Linked DNA regions of Homo sapiens: region 1 is linked to region 2. A link is an interaction called in ENCODE POLR2A ChIA-PET data of the cell type or tissue named here. Cell type or tissue: OCI-LY7. All regions are shown on one strand.

What was found. Peaks named below come from ENCODE experiments on the same cell type or tissue, not always from the same donor. Only the 100,000 strongest peaks of a DNase experiment are listed, where the experiment ranks them.
Region 1: POLR2A ChIA-PET joins it to region 2 with 6 read pairs; 4 of 35 experiments call an interaction of 5 or more read pairs at or near these places.

The regions. Positions count from the first base shown.
Region 1 is chr3:101,731,344-101,735,343 of GRCh38, reverse strand. It overlaps CEP97 (centrosomal protein 97), which reads right to left. Exons shown (of 11, transcript NM_024548.4): 5 at 3,391-3,504; 6 at 2,690-2,856. Among named protein-coding and RNA genes, the nearest start is that of CEP97, 8.7 kb to the right of the region's middle. In OCI-LY7, no CTCF peak of the experiment used is centred here; no DNase peak of the experiment used is centred here.
Region 2 is chr3:101,822,993-101,826,992 of GRCh38, reverse strand. It overlaps NXPE3 (neurexophilin and PC-esterase domain family member 3), which reads right to left. Exons shown (of 8, transcript NM_145037.4): 8 at 1-4,000. Among named protein-coding and RNA genes, the nearest start is that of NFKBIZ, 25 kb to the left of the region's middle. RefSeq lists a silencer at 96-175. In OCI-LY7, no CTCF peak of the experiment used is centred here; no DNase peak of the experiment used is centred here; H3K27ac peaks cover 913 bases.

The sequences.
Region 1 (4,000 bases), 92 kb after region 2:
AGTGGGAGCCCACTCTTCCCTATCTCCTGAAGTCTCTGAAATTAAATGTTTGCAAAGCATTATGGAGAAAGCTCAAAAAATATTCAAATTCACCTTAAAGTCACTTGGAATAAAACCATTTCCACAGTATAGAAACACAGACTTTTTTATCATTATTTATCCAATCAACAAATATTTTCTGTCTTGACACTCTCTTTAGTTTCAACAAACTCTTCAACCTTTAGTCTCTATCCTTATATAATATCATTTATTAAGCACCTACTATATGACCAGTCCTATGTTCTATACATCATCCTTAATCCTACCATCCATGAAAGCAAGGTAGTACCGCTATTCACATTTTACAGATGAGGAAACTTAGCCTCAGAAAAGCCCTAAGGAACTTGACAAGGCCACACAGCTAATAGATAGCAGAGAAAAAAGTGAAGCCTTCCCCTGTCTATCGTAAGCAGGTCTCATCTCTCTTTGTGGGTCTCTCTTTACACCAAACCTTTATCTCTGCCCACATCACCATGCTGCCTCTCAGACATGAAAATGTTGCCAGTCCTACTCCCACAGAAGAAGTCAACAACTGTACAGAGGATTATCCAAGTAAACCCATATTCCAAATCTAGAACTAGTCACAGTTTGAAACAAAATAAGGTTTATTCTCAGAGCAACATTCACAGCAGGAAAAAGAAAAGCCACCCTTTCCTGTAGGCAAACTAGACCTGACATATGTCCCTCACCCTACACCAGCACCACCACTATCTAGCTCTTGGCTGCCATTCCTCACGGCCCTGTGCTTTACTCAGAAACTATACAAAACAGCAGAGAGACAGAGAAGGGAGACGCTGTCTGTAATCTACCACCCGTCCTCCCATCAGGAAACTCCTGAAGTAACTACTGTCTGTAGTAGAGAAGAACAAAAAAAGGCGAGGGATAATGTATGTGTTGAGTCCATAATGCATGTGTGTATGTACTGAGAGAAAAAAGTTAAATGAAGCATAGTAGACAGAATAAAGTCATCTCAACTCTCACTATCCCAATTCCACTCCCTCCTTCCCATATCCTAGTTCCTTACCTCCCCTAAAGCTCTCATTCCACTGATCAGGTATCAGGGTCCAGAAGACTCCATTCTGCAGGGATCCCAGCTCCAAGCCACAGAAACTATTAATGATTTACAGGTGGGGGAATTCTTGCTTCTGCTGCTTCACAGGTATAAGAAGGGGAGAACCTGGCCAGGTGCAGTGGCTCATGCCTGTAATCCCAACACTTTGGGAGGCCGAGGCGGGCGCATCACCTGAGGTCAGGAGTTTGAGACCAGCCTAAACAACATGGAAAAACCCTGCCTCCACTAAAAATACAAAATTAGCTGGGTGTGGTGGCACATGCCTATAATTCCAGCTACTTGGGAGGCTGAGGCAGAAGAATCGCTTGAACCCAGGAGGTGGAGGTTGTGATGAGCAGAGATCGCGCCATTGCACTCCAGCCTGGGCAACAAGAGTGAAACTCAGTCTCAAAAAAAATAAAAAGGCTGGGCGCGGTGGCTCACGCCTGTAATCCCAGCACTTTGGGAGGCCGAGGCGGGTGGATCACGAGGTCAGGAGATCGAGACCATACCGGCTAAAACGGTGAAACCCCGTCTCTACTAAAAATACAAAAAATTAGCCGGGCGTAGTGGCGGGCGCCTGTAGTCCCAGCTACTCGGGAGGCTGAGGCAGGAGAATGGCGTGAACCCGGGAGGCGGAGCTTGCAGTGAGCCGAGATCCCGCCACTGCACTCCAGTCTGGGCGACAGAGCGAGACTCCGTCTCAAAAAAAAATAAAAAATAAAAAAATAAAAAAAAAAGAAGAGGAGGACCAATCACCACATCTGCTACTAGTTCCAAATTAAAACTCTGCATTTTCCCAGAGTTATCATTATAATGAGTATTTGGAGAATTCTAAGATACTACTAATACTGCCCTTACATGGCATTTGGAGCTGGATGATAAAATAGAAAATAAAATGAATAAAAAATACGGCCCTTATATATGTGATAGATTAATATATTACAAGCTTTTGTGAGACTGATCTGAGATCCTACACAGGATCTATAACATGATGGTTTCTAAGCAAAAGTGTTCCAAGCTCCAAACAACTGATTAACAAAAGAACTTTTAGAAATCAAATTGTTGTATGTAGGGCACTAAGACTACTAGCTCCAATCTCTGGGGCCGAGATTTCTTCTTTTTTTTTCAGAGACAGGGTCTCACTCTGTCACCCAAGGTAGAGTGCAATGACACAACCATAGCTCACTGTAACCTTAAATTCCTGGGCTCAAGCAATCCTCCCACCTCAGCTTCCTAAGTAGCTAGGACTACAGGTGTGTACCACCACACCCAGCTAATTTTTTTTTTTTTTTGAGATGTGGTCTCCCTATATTGCCCAGGCTGGTCTCAAACTCCTGGGCTCAAGCAATCCTCCTGCCTCGGCTTTCCAAAGTGCAAGGATTACAGGCATGAGCCACTGCACCAGGCCAATATTTATTTCTTATCCTTTTTTAGAAATGACAGAAAATCCTAAATGACCAGCATATAGTCTGCTACATGACTGCACTAATACTCTTGTTATCTAAATGCACATTTTAAGAAATACTCTATTAATCTGTAGTAAACTAGAAATGGTCTTTTCAGTAACATTTGTGATGTTAAAGAGCACATGTTTACCTTTCCTTCTGAGAAATCACATATCCATCTAGGACTCTGAGGTTTAGGCACCAGCTGACGATGTACGGCCGATAGTCAAATCCTGGGATGGATGGTGTTGCCATCACACAAGGATTGTTCATAATCGACAACTGTTCCAATTCAGTTAAGGATGCCAAAAAAGAGATCTGGAACAAAAGATATCTTTGTTGAACAAAAGGACTATTCAGTGTCAAGCACAAAATTTCCACTGATTACATATCTTTGGCAGCATTTGAGAATGTGATAATTTCCCTCTTGTTCTGAAAAGTGACAAGTGTCCATTGACTTCCAAAGTTTCAACAATATAGCCATCTGTCCCTGCTGCACAAAATCCCCTGGCAAATATCAGCACTGTTTCCTAGCAGAAATAACCCTATTTTGAAAACATCACAGCAGCCAGGAAAGGTGGACAGGGAGTCTTATAAACCCTTATAACGTAGATGTCCCTCTACCACCAATCGCCTCCCAGTGGAATGATAATTACAGCTTTACAAAGGAAATTAGACCTTAATGACCCACTGACACTAAGGAAAAGTGGAAAGATCTAGAGCCAAGCATTTCATATGAATGGCAGTTTCTTCCAAGATGCTCACAGTCTAAAAGTAAGCTCACAACCCTCTCCTGTGTCTTTCCTAGGATTTCCAGCTTCCTGAATCTCACAAAATACCCTCAAATTTTACCTCATTTAAGTCTCGGATTTCATTTTCTGCCAAAGAAAGTATAGCAAGACTTCTGGGTAGGTAAGCAGGTGCCATTCTAAGAGAGGTGATGATGTTTCCATGTAAAAGCAGGGTCTTGAAAGTAAAAACAGTATGAATTACAAATGAAAAGATTACAAATAAATTGGCCTATTGTGACAACACCAAAATGGTACATATAAGAATAAAGGAATCTACTTTATTATATTTCTCATCACACACAAATCAAAGACTGTTAATGCTACAAGGGTCCTTGATGATCTTCTGGTCCAACTCTCTGTTTTCATACCAACATCCTAAGCTCATGATATTTTAAAGACTTGTCCAAAAACACATGCTTGGCATAGCAACTAGGCATGCTGTGAGATTTAACTTATGAGACACTGAGCAATTTCTAACACACTTTTTCATTTTCTTTTAAAATATCAAAATAGAGGCCATGTGTGGTGGCTCATGCCTGTAATCCCAGCATTTTGGGAGGCCAAGGAGGGAAGATTGCTTGAGCCCAGGAGTTTGAGACCGGCCTGGGCAACATAGTGAGACCTGGTCTCTACTAAAAATCAAAAAATTAGCCAGGCATGATGAGGTGCAC
Region 2 (4,000 bases):
GGCATGATCTCGGCTCACTGCAACCTCCACCTCCCGGGTTCAAGCGATTCTCCCACCTCAGCCTCCTGAGTAGCTGGGATGACAGGCATGTGCCACCACACCTGGCTATTTTTGTATTTTTAGTAGAGATGGGGTTTCATCATATTGGTCAGGCTGGTCTTGAACTCTTGACCTCAGGTGATCCGCCCACCTCGGCCTCCCAAAGTGCTGGGATTACAGGCATGAGCCACTATGCCCGGCCCACATTTTTTTAAAAAGTTAAAATGTAAAAGCACTTTTAAGAGACAAGTTAGACAGAAGGTGGTGGAGTACATTTTCTGCTCTCCTAGCTTCTGTGTCCTTTAAACTCCTGCCCTCAACCATCCTCTTATCGTCCACCACCTCCATTCCCCTAGGATTCCCAGGTCCCCTTAGCACTCAGGGGCTGTGGTCTCACCTTCAAATGAAAAACAACAACTTCAAAATTTTATTTATTGCACACTGAGGTGTCAAGAATCCTAAGTACACTAATACTACATTGTAGACATAAACCAGGTAGAATAATGCTTAACACAAGAAAATAAATACACTTGAAGTGGAATTTCTGGCATTAGTGACTAGCTGATGTTAAAAAGCTGAATTTACCCAGAATCCACAGAGATAATGCTGAGCAGTTTTTTAGAAAGTTGGGGAGGCTTATTTCTGTTGTTTCCCTTGGGTGTTTATTTCCCTGTACCTCTCTCAGTCATCACTATTTCCTTGAACAGGGTCCAGAAACAGACTCATTTCTGGCATGTAACACATGAATATATAAAGGCGTACCATATTTATTCTTGTCAAGTACCCTGATTTACCAATCTGCAAACTAAGTTTTCAGATTGATAAATGTGAAACTGGATTCAGTTATTAAACTGGATCAAGTTTCAATCTGAAACTTAATAACTGAATCCAGGAAGTGTCAGTTAAATGGTCTTAATTAAAATGATAGTTGTTCAGAATGGCAAAATGAATCATACTGGAACACCAAAGGTCTGTTTTGCATTCGCTGAAGAAAGGTTACTTTTAGTAGGATAATTCTATAAAATGTAACTTGCATAGAAAGGCTTTATTATGGGTTCTGTCTGTCACAAATAGCATCAAATCAATCATCTCAGTTCTGGAATATGAGATTCACTACATTAAATTAATACTTTCATTCCAAAATAGAAATTCATATTTTAAACCACTGAAATTGATATAAACCACTGCTTTAATATTGTAAACCTAAATGTCCAACTATAATGACCAACTTATCTAATAATGAAAACTGCAGTAGCAGAACTATTAAGCAGATCTTTATAATTAACTTATGAAGACTATTTAACATAGAAAAATATTTATATGTAAAAAACACAGACCCAAATTACATATTCTCTATAAGTATATGGTTAAAAAACCTGCAAGAAAATATACCTAAATGCTAATGTTCATTGCATTCAGATGATAGAATTATGGATTTTATCCATAGATTTTTCTTCTAGATTTTATAGTTTTTAAAAATTATGATGCCCCTTATATTTATATTGGGAAATATACATTTAAACAAACTATTATTTGGCTACCATGCTAATATTCACAACCATGTGGCACTAGCCTAAAATAAACTTTTCAGAAGAAACTAAATTATTCTATCTAAATATTCTGGGAAACGTTTAAGTGATATTGGAATCTCTATCAAAATTTCCACACCAGAGTGAAGAAAGACAAATTAGATGTGGGATGAAAGTTGTTCTCACTGATAAGTGAGAGCTAAATGATGAGAACACATGGACACATAAAGGGCAACAACACACACTGGGGTCTATTGGAGGGTGGAGGGTAGGAGGAGGGAGAGGATCAGGAAAAATTACTAATGGGTACTAGGCTTAACACCTGGGTGATGAAATCATCTATACAACAAACCCCCATGACGTAAGTTTACCTATGAAACAAACTGGCACATGTACCCCTGAACTTAAAAGTTGTTAAAAAAAAAATTTTTTTAAGAGAGATGAAAGTGACTCAAGAAGCTGTGTCACCAAATCTTTGAGAGCTATGTCACCAAATCAAAAAATAACAGAAAACCAGACAAGATCATAAGAAATCATTTGCACAATCAAGTGGCATCATTCCAAACCACTGGAGGAGCAATGCCCGCTTTCTTTTTAAAATTCTCCTGGGAAAATTACTCCTCAGCCTCCTTTATAAATCCTTGAGGAAATGTCAAGTTCTTTCACGACAAGAAAAACTCTCAGCTGGGCACAGTGGCTCACACCTGTAATCCCAGCACTTTGGGAAGCTGAGGTGGGCAGATGCTTGAGCTCAGGAGTTTAAGACCAGCCTGGACAACATGGCAAAATGTAGTCTCTACAAAAAGATACAAAAATTAGCTGGGCATGGTGGTACATACCTGTAGTCCCAGCTACTCAGGAGGCTGAGGCAGAAGGATCCCTTGAGCCCAGGAAGTCAAGGCTGCAGTGAGCCATATCATGCCACTGCACTCCAGCCTGGGCAAAAGAGCAAGACCCTGTCTCAAAAACAAATAAATAAATACAAACGCTTCTTTACGAAAGTCTCACAAGTTTAGCTGAAAAGAGATATGGACTCTCACATACCTTATTTCAGATCTAAACATGAGTTCCTCATCTATAAAATGGAGCTAATATCACCAATACTATTGGATCATGAACAGAATTAAACCAGTTATTGGTAAATCCCCCAAAATAATAAACAAGCCATGTTTATTCCCTCATTCTATCTTACCTCTTCTCTTAGTGTTTCTCACAGTGTGGAATACCACCATTGCATCAGAATCACTGAGCACTCGCCACAAAGGTTGGTTTCATAAATCCCAGAGGCATCATGGTCCCTCTTTTTTTTTTTTTTTTTTTTTTAGAGACAGGGTCTTGCCCTGTTGCCCAGACTGGAGTACAGTGGCACAATCAAGGCTCACTGCAACCTCTGCAACCTTCTGCCTCCTGGGCTCAAGCAATCCTCCCACCTCAGCCTCCTAAGTAGCGGGGACTACAGGTGGTGCCACCACACCCAGCTAGTTTTTGTATTTTTTTGTAGAGATGGGGTTTCACCATGGCACCCAGGCTGGTCTTGACCTTCCGGGCTCAAGCAATCCGCCCACCTCAGCCTCCCGAGACTATAATCCCTGCTGGGATTACAGATGTGAGCCAACATCCCTGGCCTTAATTCTTTTATTATTTAACAAAAATTTTTTAGAGATAAGATCTCTTGTCTGTTGCCCAAGTGGGAGTGTAGTGGCGCAATCATAACTCACTGCAGCCTCAAACTACTGGGCTCAATCAATCACCCTGCCTTAGCCTCCCTAGTAGCTGGGACTGTCGGCCCACACCTGGATAATTTTTTATTTTTTGTAGAGATGAGGTCTTACTATGTTGCCCAGGCTGGTCTCAAACTCCTGGCCTCAAGCAATCCTCCTGCCTGGCCTCCCAAAGTGCTGGGATTACAGGCTTGAGCTACCACACCCTGCCATGACTCTTTAATTCTGCATTTTTGTCAGATACTACAAGTGATCCTTAGGTACTGTAAAGCGTAAGGACCATTAAAATTAAACTATTTTAATATATTTTATTACCTCATTAGGCTCAGAAACAATTAAAAATCTTCTTTCCCCCTAAAATACTTTAAAAACTTGAAGGTGTTCCTCAAGGACAGGAAAGTAAGATCTGGGGCCCTCCTATTTTAAATTAAAAACCCAAATTATTTGACCCATTCTTCTAAGGGTATATATTGTTCATACTTCAAGCATCTGTCTTCCTCTCTAAAGCCTCCCTAGTTTCTTCATCTGTCTACTTAGGAGCAACTTAAACTAGACTATAATCTATCACAGCTCAAAAAGAAAAGAGTACTTACTAAATGATCCCAAATTAAACTCGTTTAAAATTAATAAGTCAAATAAAATTAATAATTCCATTCTTCTTAGATAGCCAGTAGGAATAGCAGCTTCTTCCAAGCATGAGAGAATGGGTGT